Linked DNA regions of Homo sapiens: all the other regions are linked to region 1. Evidence: read pairs that join two places in POLR2A ChIA-PET (ENCODE). Cell type or tissue: PC-9. All regions are shown on one strand. Links, peaks and the distances in the headings refer to the core of each region. The heading gives the core; the rest is flanking DNA.

What was found. ChIA-PET counts read pairs that join two places held together with the same protein. Peaks named below come from ENCODE experiments on the same cell type or tissue, not always from the same donor. Only the 100,000 strongest peaks of a DNase experiment are listed, where the experiment ranks them.
Region 2: POLR2A ChIA-PET joins it to region 1 with 6 read pairs; 1 of 35 experiments calls an interaction of 5 or more read pairs at or near these places.
Region 3: POLR2A ChIA-PET joins it to region 1 with 7 read pairs; 3 of 35 experiments call an interaction of 5 or more read pairs at or near these places.

Annotation. Positions count from the first base shown.
Region 1 is chr1:147,754,288-147,760,575 of GRCh38, reverse strand. It overlaps GJA5 (gap junction protein alpha 5), which reads left to right. Exons shown (of 2, transcript NM_181703.4): 1 at 1-77; 2 at 1,305-4,377. The coding sequence starts at 1,338. The coding sequence ends at 2,414. The region is part of intron 1 of LOC102723321 (a long non-coding RNA gene); the gene reads right to left. Among named protein-coding and RNA genes, the nearest start is that of GJA5, 3.2 kb to the left of the region's middle. RefSeq lists a silencer at 1,901-2,195. In PC-9, for the core only: no CTCF peak of the experiment used is centred there; DNase peaks (open chromatin) are centred at 2,765 and 3,075; H3K4me3 peaks cover 1,410 bases; H3K27ac peaks cover 2,985 bases.
Region 2 is chr1:148,274,277-148,280,564 of GRCh38, reverse strand. LINC01731 (long intergenic non-protein coding RNA 1731) reads left to right here. Exons shown (of 5, transcript NR_183739.1): 2 at 5,191-5,327; 3 at 5,588-5,710. It overlaps LINC02806 (long intergenic non-protein coding RNA 2806), which reads right to left and starts at 1,297. Exons shown (of 2, transcript NR_187239.1): 1 at 1,034-1,297. In PC-9, for the core only: a CTCF peak has its summit at 458; a DNase peak (open chromatin) is centred at 2,484; H3K4me3 peaks cover 2,709 bases; H3K27ac peaks cover 2,972 bases.
Region 3 is chr1:147,850,320-147,856,607 of GRCh38, reverse strand. No RefSeq gene overlaps it. Among named protein-coding and RNA genes, the nearest start is that of GJA8, 49 kb to the left of the region's middle. In PC-9, for the core only: no CTCF peak of the experiment used is centred there; DNase peaks (open chromatin) are centred at 2,967 and 5,257; H3K27ac peaks cover 2,187 bases.

The sequences.
Region 1 (6,288 bases), core at 622-5,621:
ATTTTCAAACAGTCCCTCCTGGGAGAACACAGACAGGCAGAGGATTACAACACAAGGCAGCAAGCACTGGGAGACGAGTAAGTGTCCCGGGGGCCATCACAGGAGCTGAAGAGGCTCAGCTTGAGGGAGGAGGGAGGGCTGGAGGAGGCAATGACTGGGTTAAGTTTTGAAAGGTAAATGGGATTCAGCTAGGGGTGAGGGGACATGTAGGGGTACAGAAGGAGGGCATTTGGGAAGACTTGGCATGGCTGGACAAAAGGAACTCATGTGGACAGGCAGGAACAGGCTGGAAAAGCAGACAAAGGCCAGATGAGGGAGGATTTTGTAAGGGACATAAAGTTTTGGGACATTTATTCTGGACATAAGGGTGGGCAGATCTGTGTGTGGGAACCTTATTTAAATGAGACACAGAAACTTAGCAGCAGGGCGAGCTGAGCTGTGTGGCTGGAATGGCTGTGTTGCACCGAGGCATGGGAGATCAACATTGCCTTACCAGCCAGGGGAAGTGAGCACTCATCTGTGATACTGTTAGCTGGTGTGACCAAAGCACACTTTTTGTTTGCCACCTCCCAACACAGCTGGTCCATGCTGGATGGTTCTGATTTTTGCAGAGTGCTTCCTGAGGGGCCAAATTTGCCAATCCCATCCTCACTCTTTCCTCCTCCACCTAGTTCTGCCCTCTGGAGCCATAAAAAAATTCCTTTTCCATCCAACAGCCATTTAAACATTTGGAACAGTTGTGGAATGATTTTCAGAATATCACACACCTCATATCATTTAATCCTCAGAATTCTCTGGTGTAGCTATTCCCATCCCCATTCGATAAATGAAGAAACAGACTCAGTGAGGTAAATGCCCAGAGTCACATTTGCAGACCCCAGTCTTGTGTTCTTTTTAATACTCGTGTTTCTCCAGGTGCGGTCCCTCACCGCCTGCATCAGAATTACTTGGGCTGCTTGTTGTAAATCCAGATTCCTGGGGGCCATCCCAGACCTCCTGAAGTAGAATTACTGGGGCAAGAGCAGAATCCATATTGTAACACACACCACGATTTCTAGATCCGTTAAAGTGTGGGAGCCATGCTCTAATTTTGCTAATATGGCTACTTTGAATCTTCTCTTTCTTTTTATTTTTGCTGGGAAAGGAGAGCGAGCTTTTCGTTGGTTGCTTTGACTTCTAAGTTGCATTTTCTTAAAGAACCCATTGGATGGATGGATCAGTGGAATCCCAGAACATGATAGACATTCCAGACCTTCACAGAACATCCTTCTTCTTTTCTCTCTTTCTCTCTCTCCCATTTGCAGAAGTTTTGGCATCTGTTCCCTGGCTGTGCCAAGATGGGCGATTGGAGCTTCCTGGGAAATTTCCTGGAGGAAGTACACAAGCACTCGACCGTGGTAGGCAAGGTCTGGCTCACTGTCCTCTTCATATTCCGTATGCTCGTGCTGGGCACAGCTGCTGAGTCTTCCTGGGGGGATGAGCAGGCTGATTTCCGGTGTGATACGATTCAGCCTGGCTGCCAGAATGTCTGCTACGACCAGGCTTTCCCCATCTCCCACATTCGCTACTGGGTGCTGCAGATCATCTTCGTCTCCACGCCCTCTCTGGTGTACATGGGCCACGCCATGCACACTGTGCGCATGCAGGAGAAGCGCAAGCTACGGGAGGCCGAGAGGGCCAAAGAGGTCCGGGGCTCTGGCTCTTACGAGTACCCGGTGGCAGAGAAGGCAGAACTGTCCTGCTGGGAGGAAGGGAATGGAAGGATTGCCCTCCAGGGCACTCTGCTCAACACCTATGTGTGCAGCATCCTGATCCGCACCACCATGGAGGTGGGCTTCATTGTGGGCCAGTACTTCATCTACGGAATCTTCCTGACCACCCTGCATGTCTGCCGCAGGAGTCCCTGTCCCCACCCGGTCAACTGTTACGTATCCCGGCCCACAGAGAAGAATGTCTTCATTGTCTTTATGCTGGCTGTGGCTGCACTGTCCCTCCTCCTTAGCCTGGCTGAACTCTACCACCTGGGCTGGAAGAAGATCAGACAGCGATTTGTCAAACCGCGGCAGCACATGGCTAAGTGCCAGCTTTCTGGCCCCTCTGTGGGCATAGTCCAGAGCTGCACACCACCCCCCGACTTTAATCAGTGCCTGGAGAATGGCCCTGGGGGAAAATTCTTCAATCCCTTCAGCAATAATATGGCCTCCCAACAAAACACAGACAACCTGGTCACCGAGCAAGTACGAGGTCAGGAGCAGACTCCTGGGGAAGGTTTCATCCAGGTTCGTTATGGCCAGAAGCCTGAGGTGCCCAATGGAGTCTCACCAGGTCACCGCCTTCCCCATGGCTATCATAGTGACAAGCGACGTCTTAGTAAGGCCAGCAGCAAGGCAAGGTCAGATGACCTATCAGTGTGACCCTCCTTTATGGGAGGATCAGGACCAGGTGGGAACAAAGGAGGCTCAGAGAGGAAAGACGTGTCCCTTCTGAACTGATGCTTTCTCACTGTCATCACTGCTTGGCTCCTTTGAGCCCCGGGTCTCAATGACGTTGCTCATTAATTCTAGAAACTATAACCAGGGCTCTGGGATAGTAAGAGAGGTGACAACCCACCCAGACTGCAGTTCCCTCCCCACCCTCTACCCAGTATACGAAGCCTTTCAGATTACTCATGAAACAGGGTAGAGGGAAAGAAGGGAAGCATGGCAAAAGCTGGCCTGGAAGGGATAGCCAGAGGGATAGAATGACTCTCTCTCTACATACCAGCAGCATACCAAATGCGTTCTCTAAGTTCCTACCTCCTTGACCTGATCACCCTCCCTCCTCCAAGGAAGAGCTCAAAGTTCCCAGCCAATAGACAGCATGAATCAAGGAACTTGCATTATATGTGCTCTTGAATCTGTTGTCTCCATGGACCATTCCTCGGAGTAGTGGTGAGATGGCCTTGGGTTGCCCTTGGCTTCTCCTCCCTCTACTCAGCCTTAAAAAGGGCTTCTTGGAACTTTACCAGCAGCCTCAGCTTTACAAATGCCTTGGTATGTACCTCTGGCAAATGCCCTGGTATGTACCTCTGGCAAATGCCCCACCTTGGTGATGTTGCAACCTTTCCTTCTGCTAGGGTGTACACCTAGCCTGTGCAGGTGTCAGCCCTGCTAGGGAGTCACTGTACACACAAACTCTACTGGAATTCCTGCCAACATCTGTCACCCTGCAGCTCCTTTACAGTTCAATCCAATGATAGAAACCATCCCTTCCCTTTCTCCCTTGGCTGTTCACCCAGCCATTCCCTGAAGGCCTTACCAACAGGAATATCCAAGAAGCTGTTGTCCTCTCTCGAACCCTGACCAGATCATCAGCCACTGAGGCCAGTGGAATTTCCCCAGGCCTTGTTAAAACAAAGAAAGCATTGTACTTCTCAGATTCCCCTTGTGGAAAAAAAAATTCTGCTGTGAAGATGAAAATAAAAATGGAGAGAAAACACTGGAAAACTATTTTCCCCTCCTATTTACTTCCTTTGCTGACTGCCAACTTAGTGCCAAGAGGAGGTGTGATGACAGCTATGGAGGCCCCCAGATCTCTCTCTCCTGGAGGCTTTAGCAGGGGCAAGGAAATAGTAGGGGAATCTCCAGCTCTCTTGGCAGGGCCTTTATTTAAAGAGCGCAGAGATTCCTATGTCTCCCTAGTGCCCCTAATGAGACTGCCAAGTGGGGGCTGTAGAAAAGCCTTGCCTTCCCCAGGGATTGGCCTGGTCTCTGTATTCACTGGATCCATAATGGGTTGCTGTTGTTTTGGATGAAGGTAAACGATGCTTGGAATTGGAAACTGAGACTTATAGAGGGATTATTACATTATTAAAATGCACGTGTGTGTGTGTGTGGGTGCTGATGGGATGGGTAAAGGCTTGGGGAGTCCTGAAATAAGGAAAGGAAACCACAGAGAAACTTGTGTCTTCCTGCTCTCCTCTCCGGCTGCCTGGCAGTTATTAACCTAAACAGATAGCCACAAGAGGTTGGGACAGAGGAGGGTAAAGGCTCAGAAGGAGGTTCAACCTCTGACTCACCTGCCCATCTCTGGGCCCTCTGCTGACACTTGGATGCTATTGTTGGGTGGAAAGATAAATGAGAGTGGAGAGGTGGAGGAAAGTGACTAGGATGCCATTTAGGAAGGAATGTCTGATCATCCCGGGTCCCTGGAGGGGACACCTTTTAATCTATTGCCTAGCATTAATATTTTCTCTCCTTCTATCTCTGAAATGTTTTATGAAATGAGTGTTCTTGAATTAGAAATTCTGTGGGATCAATCTTTGATGGTGAGGGTTTTAGAAAGGAAAAATATAGTAAAATGTGTAATTTGTCTTAATAAAATCTATCTCTACATCTATCTCTCTTTTGTTGTCCACTTCATACTGTGACTACAAGAGAAGGATGGCAGACTTGGTGGGGAGGGGAGCGCTTGGACTATACCCATCAGTAAGCCAGTAATGCAAAGAGCTTTGAAGTCAGGCATGCAATGGTTAAAATTCCAGTTGTTAACTTACATCTGGACTCCAGCAAGACAATCTCTGAGCCTTGGTTTCTTCATCTGTAAACTGGGCCCCATTAATATCTACCTCATGGGGCTGTTAACTGAGCTGTTAAGTACCTCATAGGGCTGTTAACTGAGTTGACTGTAAAGAGTTTAGCAGAGTGCTTGGGAAATAACAGTCATTACATGGTAATTGTTGTTATTATCTGATTATTTTTGTTATTGTTTTGAATACACAGTATTTGAAAATGGGATGTTGAGGGATGATTCCAGAACTTCCCTTTATCAAGCCCACAATCTGCCTAATGTGATCAGAGTAACTCACATTATTCTATTCTAACAATTAGAACAGAATTAAACACGAATTCATTTATCATCAATTCTAGGAACCATAGGCTCCAGGAGGTGATACATAAAAAATAAAACAAAACAGAACAAAACAAAAAACTAACAAACTACACAGAGAAGAGGGGAGACCTGACCTGGACCTAAAAATGAGAAGGCTTTAAAGAAGTATAGACCCCAAGGATGAGTCTGTGAAATAGGTGTTTGTATCACCATTTTACAGATACGTAAACTGACGCCCAGGAGAGCTCCCTGAGAGTGGGGCTGCTTCTCACTGGCTCGCTATTGATATTTCATCTATTTGGAAGAAGAGAAATAACTGTTGCTCCAAACAAAGGGTCAAGGGACCGGCCACTTAGCCTTTCACCAACAAATGGGTGTCATTTCTGAGAGAAGATTAGGAAAGACAAACAGAAGTGTAATCTTAACTACCAATCAGTCTTGTTTATCAGGGCAGGAAAGCTTTTTAAAAAAGGTCTTGCAAAGAGATCATAGAACGCATATTATGACACCAATATGGAGACTTAGGAGTACACCTGGCCTCTGTCTGAGGATAAGGTGCTCCACCCAGAGATACCGCAGTAGTCTAACCAGAGAAAGCACTTGGAACCCATTTTTTTCTCCTAGAAAAAAAAAAAAACAGTCCATCTCACATGTTTATAAACATAGTCATTAACATTTAACAGTTCATTATATGCTGGACTACAAAAAGTAACTTATAGTAAGATTTCAACCTCATGTATGTCTACTCTCATTTTCTTTCTTTCTCCCTCCCTTCTAAAGCTTCATCACTAAAGAGCATAAGCTGGTTGGTAATAGAGTGAACACACTCAAGTTGCAGGCCTCTTTAGGCCCATTTCCTTAAATTGCTTCCTCCAGTGCCAGATAAGACCAGAATGTTTCATTCCAATGGCTCAAGTGTTTAAGTGGTTAAATGCTAATAATACTCCTATGTAAAATCATAGTATGAATGGGTTTCAGATTTTTTCCTAATAGCAAATTGCGATACCAGAGAGAAAAACAAAAGAACAAGGACGGTAGGCACCTTGCAGGCATCTTGAAGGATTGCTGTCATGATGTGGAAATCAGGAAAACAGCGAGGCTGGAGGGAGCTGCCCACGTCCCAATCCTCAGGAAGTTCTGGAAGCCCCTGCAGTTGGTCCTTGATAATAAACAGATTTTTTAAAATCCTAGATTTTTAAGTAGAATATGATTAAGGATTTTCCCTTTCACTGGTCACTTGATGATCATCAGAGATAGGTAGAGTCTATAGTTTTTTACTGTTTCAAGTGGAAAATATTGTCACTCAACAAAGAATTATTGACCAGCTATTTTCAGGTAGGCATTATGTTAGGCTTTAGGAGTATAATTTTAGAGACCAGACATGATTTCTGCCTTTTGGATCTTAGAGTTTGGTGGGGA
Region 2 (6,288 bases), core at 398-5,397, 520 kb before region 1:
TAAAAATGCTTAAACCGCTGGCAACTTTCTTCTATCCAGCACATGGTATCATGGAAAGGCAGAGGGAGACTAACTTTACCCTCCTCTCCTCCGTCTGTCGCGCAGGACGTGAGGACGTAAATCAAGGTCCGCTAGGATTCTGGGAACCCTCTCTCTCTCTTTTTTTTTTTTTTTTTTTTGAGATGGAGTCTCGCTCTGTGGCCAGGCTGGAGTGCAGTGGCAAGATATCTCGCCTCACTGCAACCTCCGACTCTCTGGTTCAAGCAATTCTCCTGCCTCAGCCCCCTGAGTAGCTGGGATTATAGGCACGCGCCACCACACCCAGCTAATTTTTGTATTTTTAGTAGAGACGGGGTTTCACCATGTTGGCCAGGGTGGTCTCAATCTCCTGACCTTGTGACCCGCCCGCCTCAGCCTCCCAAAGTGCTGGATTACAGGAGTGAGCCACCGCGCCGCTCTCTCTCTCTCTCTCTCTCTCTCTCTCTCTCTCTCTCTCTCTCTCTCTCTCTCTCTCTCTCTCTCTCTCTCCCTCTCCCTCTCTCTCTCTCTCTCTCTCTTTAACTGTCATTCATTTAGCCCTTTCCATATGCTTTTGAGGTTAAATTGGTTCTGTGATTTTTTTATAATTACATATAATGCTCTAGTCATTCTTGTACGGGCATTTTCAGCCACTGGTCTAAATATTTCTTTAGGCTAGAGGTGCAATTACTATAGGAAGAACAATTACTCTATCATACTGTTCATAAAGTTTTTATATCATTCTATTCTCTCTCTTCTGTTGGCTTATTAGCTATAACTCTTTCTTTTGTTATTTTAGTAATTCCCTTAGGGCTTATAGCAAACCTTTTTAACTTATCACAGTCAACTTTCAAGTGATATTATATCTCACCTTCTGGCCTTGACGCTATAGCTGACATGCACTTTGCTTTTACGCATGTTATAAACACCACAACCCATTGTTATTGCTTTTGTTTAAATGGTCAAATTTTTACAAAAGAAATTTACAAAATAAAAAAATACCTAGTATAGTTACCCATTTCTGGTGTTCTTCATTTCCTCGTGGAGATCTGGATTTTCATCTGGTATTGGATTCCTTCTGCTTGGAGGACTCATTTGATGTTTCTTGTAGTGTGGGTTGACTGGTAGTGAATTCGGTCAGCTTTTGTACATCTCTAAATGTCCTTATTTCACTTCCACTTTTGGGAATTTATTTTTTCTGGCATAGTATTCTACATTAACTTCTCCTGCCCTCAGTACCTTAAAGATGTTGCTTCTCTGTCTGCTCGTGTGCATTGCTGCTCCTGGTAGAGGCCGGCAAGAGCAGAAAGGAAGCTGATGCAATCCTCATTTTTGCTCCTGTGTATGTACAATGTCTTTTTCTTCTGGCCAGATTTGAGCAATGTTATTATGATGTATCTAGGAGTGGTTTTATTCATGTTTCTTGCGCTTTGGTTTCCTCAGCTCCTTGGGTCACTGGATTTATAATTTTTGTTATGATTGGGAACTTTCCAGCTATTTTTCTTCAGAAATTGGCTGGGCACAGTGGCTCACACCTTTGGGAGGCCAAGTCGGGAGGTGTTGAGTGAGGCCTGAAATTCAAGACCAGCCTGGGCAACATACTGAGACCCCATTCCTAAGAAAAATAACAAAGAAAGAAAATAAATGTTTCCTTTCCTCCCTGCTCCTTCTCAGGGACTCCCATTACTCAAAAATTAGACCTCTTAAGTCTGCCCTACAGTTCACTGATAATCTTTTCATTAAAAAAAATCTCTTTTGTCTGTGAGTTTCATTTTGCATATTTTCAATTATTCATGATTCCATGTTCCCTGATCATTTCTTCTGCAACATCTAATCTGCTGTTAATCCCATCCAGCGAATTTATCATCTCTGATATTGTGGTTTTGGTATGATATCGGCTCACTGCAACCTCCGCCTCCCAGGTTCCAGTGATTCTCCTGCTTCAGCCTCCCAAGCAGTTGGGACTACAGGCATGTGCCATGCCGCCCAGCTCATTTTTTGTATTTTGAGTAGAGATGGGGGTTTCACTGTGTTAGCCAGGATCATCTTCATCTCCTGACTTTGTGATCCACTGGACTCAGACTCCCAAAGTGCTGGGATTACAGTGGTAAATCACCGCACCTGGACCCACCATCCCTCCCTCCCTTCCTTCCTTCCTTGAGACAGGGTCTCACCCTGTAGCCCAAGCTGGACTTCAGTGGTGTAATCTTAGCTCACTGCAACCTCTGCCTCCCAGGCTCAAGCAATCCTCCCACTGCAACCTCCTGAGTAGCTGGGACTACAGGCACACCTATAGTCCTGGCTAATTCTTTGAATTTTTTTGGTAGAGATGAGTTTTCCTCATCTTGCCCAGTCTAGTCTGAAACTCCTGAGCTCAAGGGATCAGCCCACCTCGGCCTCCCAAACTGCTGGGATTACAGGCATCTGTTTGTTTACAGTATTGTATTCTCTTGCCAGCAACAAGAGTTACAGTTGCTCTGCATTTTTATAAGCCAGTGGCTTTCCCTGTCTCTTAAATGTTACCCATTCTGATGGGTGTGTTATGGAGTATCATGGCATTTTAAATTTGTGTTTCCTGAATGAGTAATAATGCCAAGAATCCTTTCTTATGCAATTTGGCCATTAAGAAATTCTCTTTGGTAAACAAACACCGTTCAAGTATTTTGCCCATTTTACATTGGCTTGACTCTTTTCTTCCTCCCCAAATTTATACACAAACTTTTCTATTTGAATAGAAAAGTTGAGAAGATAGTACACAGAATGGAGTAAAGAGGATGGAATGGGTTTTTGGAAACCAATTCAAACTTTAAAGTTGTTTTAATATCCTCCATCCTCAAAGAACAATGTATGTCTTCCAAAGACATCCCCTTATTGAAATATGCAGAGAAAGTGTGAGATAAAAGAGCATATACTAAACTCCTCAGAACGTGTTTCTGGAAGTGGACAGGGAAATGGGAGTGGGATAAACAGAGAAAAGAAGGAAAGACAGTAAGTGCCTTGCTCAGAGCTGCCACCATAATGTGCCCTGAGCTAAGGTACATGATTACCTTCTCCCTGTGCACCTGAGATCTAAGAAAATATATTAACTAATCAGGGACATGGAATTTCAAAAACACTACAGAAAAACAGAAAATTTACCCAGACAGACCAGTCTAGTTAAGAAAGGCAGGAAGAGATTTTATAAACAAAGCCAAAACACAGAAATCATACAATGAGGTGGTGGGAATGAGACTAACTGTGCCTGTCATCTCCAATGTAACACTAACTGCTGTGAATTATAATGGATTTAAGTCTCTCAGATTGGATAGAAAAGGAAATGCCAGCTCTAATGGTTTAATGGGCAGAAAAGGGTTAAATATTCAAAGCAGTGCACATTATATTATATATATATATATATATATATATATACGTATATATTGTATAGGAGGGAGATATACATATATATACATTTTTTTTTTTTGAGACGCAGTCTAGCTCTGTTACCAGGCTGGAGTGCAGTGGCATGATTTCAGCTCACTGCAACCTCCACCTCCTTGGTTCAAGTGATTCTTCTGCCTCAGCCTCTCGAGTACCTGGGACTACAGTCACGCGCCACTGTGCTCAGCTAATTTTTGTATTTTTAGTAGAGATGGGGGTTTCACCATATTGGCCAGGCTGATCTCGAACTCTTGACCTCATGATCCACACGCCTCAGCCTCCCAAATTGCTGAGATTACAGGTGTGAACGACGGTGCCAGGTCAAAAGCAGTACACATTATCTTTAGCAAGCTAACGCAGAAACAGGAAACCAAACACCGTGTGTTTTCACTTATAAATGGGAGCTGAATATGAGAATGCATGGATACATGGGGTTGGGGAGCAAGGACAACACACACTGGAGCCTATTGGAGGGTGGGGGTTGGGAGGAGGGAGAGCATCAGGAAGAGTAGCTAATGGATGCTGGGCTTAGTACCTGGGTGATGGGAAGATCGGTGCAGCAAACCACCATGGCACACGTTTACCTATAAGACAAACCTGCACATCCTGCACATGTACCCTGAACTTAAAAGAAAAGTTGGAAATAAAAAATGTAAAAAGGAAAGAAAACAAACAACAACAACAAAAAGAGCAGTGCAAATCTGTACCATGCTCATTATAAACAAAAGAATGAGAGTGAAAACATGAATATCCAACAAAAGCAAACAACAAAAGAACACTTTCTGTTAGCTAGAGGAGTAATATCCTAGCATCTACCTAGAATCAAATGGAACTGTTTTTCCCTGAACTGGCCTCCTTGGGTGGCCAACCAGGGTGAGGTGAAGGGAAGAAATCTGGGAGTGAAATGTCCATTTCTTCGCTCTTGCTTAGGTCTCTGTAAGGCATAAGAAGTTAAAAGCAAGATCCAATCCCAGGCCTTTTCCAGGAATTCAAAAGAGGTGTAGGAGGAGAGAAGTTCAATTATCACCCTGGTCTCCTGGAGTATCCCAGGCATAGTCCCAAGAGTTCAGCTTTCCAAACCAGGGTCCCTGTTCTCTGACAGCCTTTTTTGGAGAAAGTACTGATGTTCCTGTCAAGGTTGGGAGGAAAGGGTTTGAGAGGCACCAAGCAATGGGGAGGCAAAGAGAAGACATCAACAAGCGAGGCAAGAACTTTCCACAGGCTCACACTGGATACAGGACCAGAGACAAGAAACTGGGTGAATTTCTGATTTTTCCTACAGAGGTTTGTTATCAAGTTGCACAGAGCCTACTCAGAATAAGGCTTTTTCAAGTCAGCTCTTTTAATGTGAAGCCATAACTTTGTGGTGTTGCCTGATGCAAATCACCACTGCGAGCCTTTGCTCTGGGTGTCTTTTTTGTTAGTCACATCAAAGAGAACACAGCGAAAATCTTGACTCCTTTCCCCAAGTCTGTGTCTTAACTGTTTCCAAGGCTGCAGAGCTCAGGGTCAGGAGGCACTGGCAGTTCAGTGGTAGAAATTACACCTCCCACCCGGGAGACCTGGATTCCATTTCTGGCAAATGCAGGGTCCTGTCTTTGTGCCCTGTGGTTTTTACATTTACTTACTGTAATTGTGACCCTCAAAGAGGTCACAGCCACACTAATAAAGAAAAAAAAATGGAAGCTACTGTATAGTCCTCGGGTTCTTTCCCTAGCTGAATTTATCTTTCTTTTATTTATTTATTTTTGTTAGTTTGTTTGTTTGAGACAGAGTCTCGGTCTGTCACCCAGGCTGGAGTGCAATATGTGCAATCCTGGCTCACTGCAACTTCCACCTTCTGGGCTCAAGCGATTCTCCTGCCTCAGCCTCCCAAGTAGCTCTAATTACAGGTTTGTGCCACCATTTCCTGCTAATTTTCCTATTTTCAGTAGAGACGGGGTTTCACCATGTTGGCTAGGCTGATCTTGAACTCCTGACCTCACATAATCCACCAGCCTCTTACAGGGTGTACCCGGCCCTGGAGCGGAATTTATCTAAGCAGGGACTTTATAGAGACAGTCTATGAAGCAGCCAGTGGGTCTGGTTGGTCTCTGCGTTTCTGCATATTTGGCCCTAAAACTGGTGCTACTTTTATTGTCTCTGCTGTCAGATCCCTGCAATACAAAGAGTCACCTGATCACGGATTCTCTGCCTGGACCTTGGATAGACCATTGGACCACATCTTGTGATGGAGTGCGGTTCAAGAAATGACATTCCCGAAAGGAGAGAAGCTGTAGGGTTGGGCGGACACACGCAGTGGTGGGGGACTGGGGCCCAAGGGGAGGCGTGTGGGGAGGAACCCCTCCTGTCCAGGAAGGCCCAGTCTTTGGTGGTCTCGGCAAAATGAAGGATGGGCCCCAAGTGGAGAGCAGCACGTCCACAGAACTCATTTCTATCACCCCAGTTTGTTTTACACTCCACCAGGAAAATCTTCTGTCCACGGGACTCTTTTTTTTTTTTTTTTTGAGACGGAGTCTAGCTCTATCGCCAGGGTGGAGTGGAGTGTGCGATCTCAGCTCATTGTAACCTCTGCCTCCAGGGTTCAAGGCATTCTCCTGTTTCAGCCTCCTGAGTAGCTGTGATTACAGGCAGGCGCTGCCACGCCCAGCTAATTTTTGTATTTTTAGTAGAAACGGGGTTTCACCATGTTAGCCAGGTTGGTCTCGATCTGTTGACCTCATGATCCACCTGCCTTGTCCTGCCAAAGTCCTGGGATTACAGGCATGAGCCACCGTGCCCGGCCTCACAGGATTTTTTTTTTAATGGGTATGTAGTATTCCATGTTGTGTATGTACCACATTTTCTTTATTT
Region 3 (6,288 bases), core at 725-5,724, 96 kb before region 1:
CCTCACCTTTCTCTCTTGCTCCTTTTAACATTTTTTCCTTCATTTCAACCTTGGTGAATCTGACAATTATTTGTCTTGGGGTTGCTTTTCTCGAGGAGTATCTTTGTGGTGTTCTCTGTATTTCCTAAATTTGAATGTTGGCCTGCCTTGCTAGGTTGGGGAAGTTCTCCTGGATAATATCCTGAAGAGTGTTTTCCAACTTGGTTCCATTCTCCCCATCACTTTCAGGTATACCAATCAAACATAGGTTTGGTCTTTTCACATAGTCCCATATTTCTTGGAGGCTTTGTTCATTCTTTTTCATTCTTTTTTCTTGAGTCTTGTCTTCATGCTTGATTTCATTAAGTTGATCTTTAATCTCTTTTATCCTTTCTTCTGCTTGATTGATTTGGCTGTTAATACTTATGTATGCTTCACGAAGTTCTCGTGCTGTGTTTTTCAGCTCCATCCGGTCATTTATCTTCTTTTCTAAGCTGGTTATTCTAGTTAGCAATTCCTCTAACCTTTTTTCAAGGTTCTTAACTTCCTTGCATTGGGTTAGAACATGCTCCTTTCACTCAGAGGAGTTTGTTATTACCCACCTCTGAAGCCTACTTCTGTCAATTCATCAAACTCATTCTCTGTCCAGTTTTGTTCCCTTGCTAGTGAGCAGTTGTGATCCTTTGGAGGAGAAGAGGTATTCTGGCTTTTGGAATTTTCAGCCTTTTTGCACTGGTTTTTCCTCATCTTCATGGATTTATCTACCTTTGGTCTTTGATGTTGATGGCCTTCTGTTGGGTTTTTGTGTGGACATCCTTTTTGTTGATGTTGATGCTATTCCTTTCTGTTTGTTAGTTTTCCTTCTAACAGTCAGGACCATCTGCTGCAGGTCTGCTGGAGTTTGCTGGAAGTCCACTCCAGACCCTCTTTGCCTGGCTATCACCAGCGGAGGCTGCAGAACATCAAATATTGCTACCTCTTCCTCCCTCCAGAAGCTTCATCCCAGAGGGGCACCCACCAGATGCCAGCTGTCACTCTCCTGTATGAGGTTTCTGTCGACCCCTGCTGGGAGGTGTCTCCCAGTCAGGAGGCACTGGAGGAGGTGCCTTGAGGAGGCAGTCTCTCCCTTAGCAGAGCTTGAGCGCTGTGCTGTGAGATCCGCTGCTCTCTTCAGAGCTGGCAGGCAGGAACGTTTAAGTCTGCTGAAGCTGCGCTTACAGCCGCCCCTTCTCCCAGGTGCTCTGTCCCAGGGAGATGGGAGTTTTATCTATAAGCTCCTGACTGGGGCTGCTGCCTCTCTTTCAGAGATGCCCTGCCCGGAGAGGAGGAATCTAGAGAGGCAGTCTGGCTACAGCAGCTTTGCTGAGCTGTGGTGGGTTCTGCCCATTTTGAACTTCCCAGCGGCTTTGTTTACACTGTGAGGGAAAAACCGCCTACTCAAGCCTCAGTAATGGCAGATGCCCCTCCCCCCACCAAGCTCTAGCATCCCAGGTCAATTTCAGAGTGCTGTGCTGGCAGCAAGAATTTCAAACCAGTGGGTCTTAGCCATGGGGGTGGGATCCATTGAGTTAGACCACTTGGCTCCCCAGCTTCAACCCCCTTTCCAGGGGAGTGAACAGTCTGTTTTGCTAGCGTTCCAGGCACCACTGGAGTATGAAAAAAACTCCTGGAGCTAGCTCTGTGTCTGCCCAAACGGCCACCAAATTTTGTGCTTGAAACCCAGGTGTAGGCACCTGAGGGAATCTCCTGGTCTGCGGGTTACAAAGACTGTGGGAAAAGCATGGTTTCTGGGCCAGAATGCGCCATTCCTCGTGGTACAGTCCCTTACGACTTCCCTTGGCAAGGGGAGGGACTTCCCTGACCCCTTGTGTTTCCCTGGTGAGGTGGCACCCCTCCCTGCTTCTGCTTGCCCTCTGTGGGCTGCACCCACTGTCTAACCAGTCTTAATAAGATGAGCTGGGTACCTCAGTTGGAAATGCAGATATCATCCACCTTCTGTGTTGATCTCGCTGGGAGCTGCAGCCTGGAGCTGTCACTAGTTGGCCATCTTGCCCAGGCGACCAGAATTTAAGTAACTTTTTGAGGCTGACATAGCAGTAAGCAGGAGATCCAGGTCTCAAATCCTCTTCTGACTTCCAAGCCTATGATTTTTTTTTCACTTGCCTAATAATAATAGTCATTTTCATTGAAAATTAAGTTCTTTTTTTTTCTTTTTATTACTCCTCAAACTTGCAAGAAGTGGCTAGTTGCACAGTTCCTCATTTGGCTCTATGCACCATGAGGGCAAGGACTGTGCTGTCCTGTTCACAGTTACATCCTTTGTGCCTATACAGTGACCAGCACAGAGTATGTGTTCAGTGAATGTGTGCTGAGTATATAAATAAGTGGCTGAACACAAACTATTATCTAAATGTAATTGTTAGTAATAATAATTCTTCCTTTATTTAGCAGGGCTAGGATTTTAAATTGCTTCCTGCTATTAACACTGAATAAATATGGCAATATGGCTATACTACATTCTCTTAATATAGAATTCAATACTCTCCAAATACACTCTGTTTATCCTCACACACACCTTGACAATAGGTATGGGTTAGTGGTGCTATCATTTCATCACTCATAAGAATAGGGAGATTCTTTACCTCACCCAAGACTGCACAGGCATTTTCAGGAGCAGCCGTTAATAGATTTTATGTTTCTTTATATTCAGCCCATTGCTGAGGATGCTAAATCCTACTAAAGCTATAGGCACCAGAGCCTTATGCTGCTTCAAGGGTCTACAATACTCCCAAATTAATTCATGGAAATGGCTGCAGCATTGTGGAAAAACAGCTGGTTACTTCCCAGCAGAATTAGCTGTAACCAGTTTAGTCACTTGTTGAGAGAAGACAGGAAATCTCTTGCAAAAGTCAGCCACATTCCCCACAATATAATAGCAAGTAAATCATTCCTGAGGAGCCCTGGGTGCCTGGCTGGTTTAGGAAGATTCAGGGACAGACAGAGAGCTGTAGTCTAAAGAATGTGAGAGATTTTAGAGCCAGACCTAAGTCTTTGATTTGGTGACTCCGTTACACATGGGGAAATATTTTGAGAGCAGTGAGAATGATTTGTCAGTGAAGTTTAACCAGAAATGTGGCCAGGCAGGAAATCTTGAGCCACGTTCAGGCAGCTGCTGATGCATGGACAAAATCAGTTCAATTTTCCTGCCTGAGACTGGCAACGAACTATTGGTCTCCAACCCAACAGGCCCTGAAATGGCCTACAAGCTGGAGTGAGAGGACAGCCTGCCCAAAAGTAGTCAAACCATGGCCCGTTTATTTATTAGTATACTTTTAAATTAAATATTTTTAAAGGATTACAGTCACACTAAAAACGTACAAGTATGGTAGAAGTAACTGTTTTTCCTTAACCCTTTGAGAATAAGCTGCTAACCTGATTCCCTATTATCCCAAAAACTTCAGTGTTTATTTCCTACAAAGACATTCTTCCATATGCTTATATAGACTATATATAGTATATACAATACAATTCCCAGTTACTCAGGGGGCTGAGGCAGGAGGATCACTATAGCCTGGGAGGTTGAGGCTGCAGTGAGCTGTGATTGTGCCACTGCACTTCAGCCTGGGTGACAGAGTGAAATCCTGTGACTTAAATAAAAAAGAAAAAAAAAAGAAAAAAGAAAATTAACCTTGATGAATCATTTTTATCAGATCCCATTCCAAGTTTTGCCAAGTGTTGCAATAATACTCTTTATAGCAAGAGGATCCAGTTCAAAATGCTGCATGTATCACATCTTTGGCTAACTTCAATTTGAAATGGTTCCTCATCTTTCCTTGACTGTCATATCCTTGCCACTTTCGAAGATTGTAGGCCAGTTATTTTGTAGAATGTCTCTCAATTCAGAGCCATCTGCTGTTTCCTCAGAATAGACTTGGGTTATGCATCTTTGGAAAGAATAACATAGAAGTGATACTGTGTTCTTCTCAGTGCATCATGCCAGGTAGTGCAAAACTTCAATTTTTCCCATTATTGATGATGTCAATTTTGGTTGCTTTATTTATTTATTTATTTATTTATTTATTTTGGCACGGAGTTTTGCTCTTGTTGCCCAGGCTGGAGTGCAGTGGCGTGATCTTGACTCACTGCAACCTCTGCCTCCAGGGTTCAAGTGATTCTCTTACCTCAGCCTCCTGAGTAGCTGGGATTACAGGCACGCACCATCACACCTGGCTAATTTTTGTATTTTTAGTAGAGATGCAGTTTCACCATGTTGTCCAGGCTGGTCTCAAACTCCTGACCTCAGGTGATCCACCCATCTCAGCCTCCCAAAGTGCTGGGATTAGAGGCATGAGCCACCGCTCCCAGCCAAGAGTTGCTTTATTAAGATGATGTCTACTAGTCTCCGGTTTCAAGTTACTTCTTTTTGTAATTAATGAATATTTTGTGTGAAAAATGTTGAAGCTTTGTAACTATTCTATTCCTGAACAAACTTTTAATTAATTTATTTATTGTTTTATACCTGTATGGGCTCATGGTTTCCTATTTTATTCAATGAATTATGATCTGTTACTATCATTCTTTGATACTCAAATTGTCTCCAGTTTGGCCATTGGAAGCCTCTTCAAGCTGGTGTTTGTGTGCTTTTGATATAGTCCTATCATTCTTTGAGTACTTTCTTGCCTTCTGAGGGGAAAAAATGTTATGAGCTCACCTCATACTTTCCCTGCCCAAGCCTTAAACTCAAGACATTTCTCTGAAGAGGCCTGGTTCCTTCAAGTAGAGAATGATGTTGAGAAGCCCGCATCTGGGCAACAGGTTTGGTTCTTGCTTTTGGGGTGTTTCACTTCCCAGGACTTCTCAGTGGACATAGCTAAGAAATATATATAGATATACACACACGTTTATATCTATATTTTTATATTTCTCTCTATATATTGCAAACGGATACTTCCAATTCCAATCCAAAACCACAGAGTTCATTCTATATTTCTCATTTTTCATATTTGTTAATCCATTTTCTGATGGTAAGAAACCTGGCTCTCAATATCTTTAATATATTTAATTATGTGACCAGTGTTCCTGTACGAGACCAATCTCCTATTTTCGTTGCTAGCCCCTCACCTGCAAATATGCCCTCCTCACTCTATATGCTAGTTCTAGCTTTCTACACCAGGCTTGAAAGAGGACTCTGAGCTACTGGCAGAAAGTGGACTGATTAAAATGACTCAGCTGCAAACATGAGCTACCTTTTGTCAAAAAGGAAAGATGACTCAGAGACCAGAGTGCAGAGTTCAGAGGTTAGAGAGCTAAACAGTCTCTATTCCCATTCCTTGAAACTTAATCAAGGAAATGTAATATTTGCTTGGCTGAATTTCAATACTGTGATGGACAGGTGACTCCTTTATTTATCTCTCATCTCTCCCATTTTTGAACCAGGATGTCTATAGCAATTATCCTATGTCTATCTGAACATTGTATGTTGGGTACCTTGTGGGTAGATAATTTGTCTCTTAAGTTTTACAGGTTCTTAAATGGAGAGAAATTGTGCCCCAGGAATTGTACTTAATAGACTGTACCCAGGATCCCTGTCTGTACCTGAGTTATATGATTTAGATAATGAGATTTTGGATTTTGAGCTGATGAGATGAGATTTGATGAAGAGATTTTGCTGATGATGTAATGGGATGAAGATGCTGGGATGGTGTATTAGTCAGCTAGGGCTGCCAAATCAAAGTACCACAAACTGGGTGACCTGGATGACAGAAATGATTTTTCTCACAATTCTGGATGTTAGAAGTCTGAAATGAAAGTATTGGCAGGGTTTTTTTTTTTTCCTGAGGGCCCATATCTTTGGCTTATAGATGCCTGTCTCTCTCTGTGTCTTCACACGGTCTTCCTTTTGTATACATCTATGCCCAAATTTCTACTTTGTATAAGGACACCAGTCATGTTACATTAGGGCCCATCCTAAGGATCTCAATTTAATTACTTCTTTTTTTTTTCAAAAACAAGCAAACGTATATTTTGAGTCATTCTGTGTTTAAATTTATTTATTTATTTATTCATTTATTCATTTATTTATTTTTGTTTTTCTGAGACGGAGTCTCACCCGGTTGTCCAGGCTGGAGTGCAGTGGCGTGATCTCGGCTCACCGCAATCAACGCCTCCTGGGTTCAAGCGATTCTCCTGCCTTAGCCTCCTGAGTAGCTGGGACTACAGATGTGTGCCACCACACCCGGCTAGTTTTTTGTATTTTTGGTAGAGACAGGCTTTCACCATGTTAGACAGGATGGTCTTGATCTCCTGATC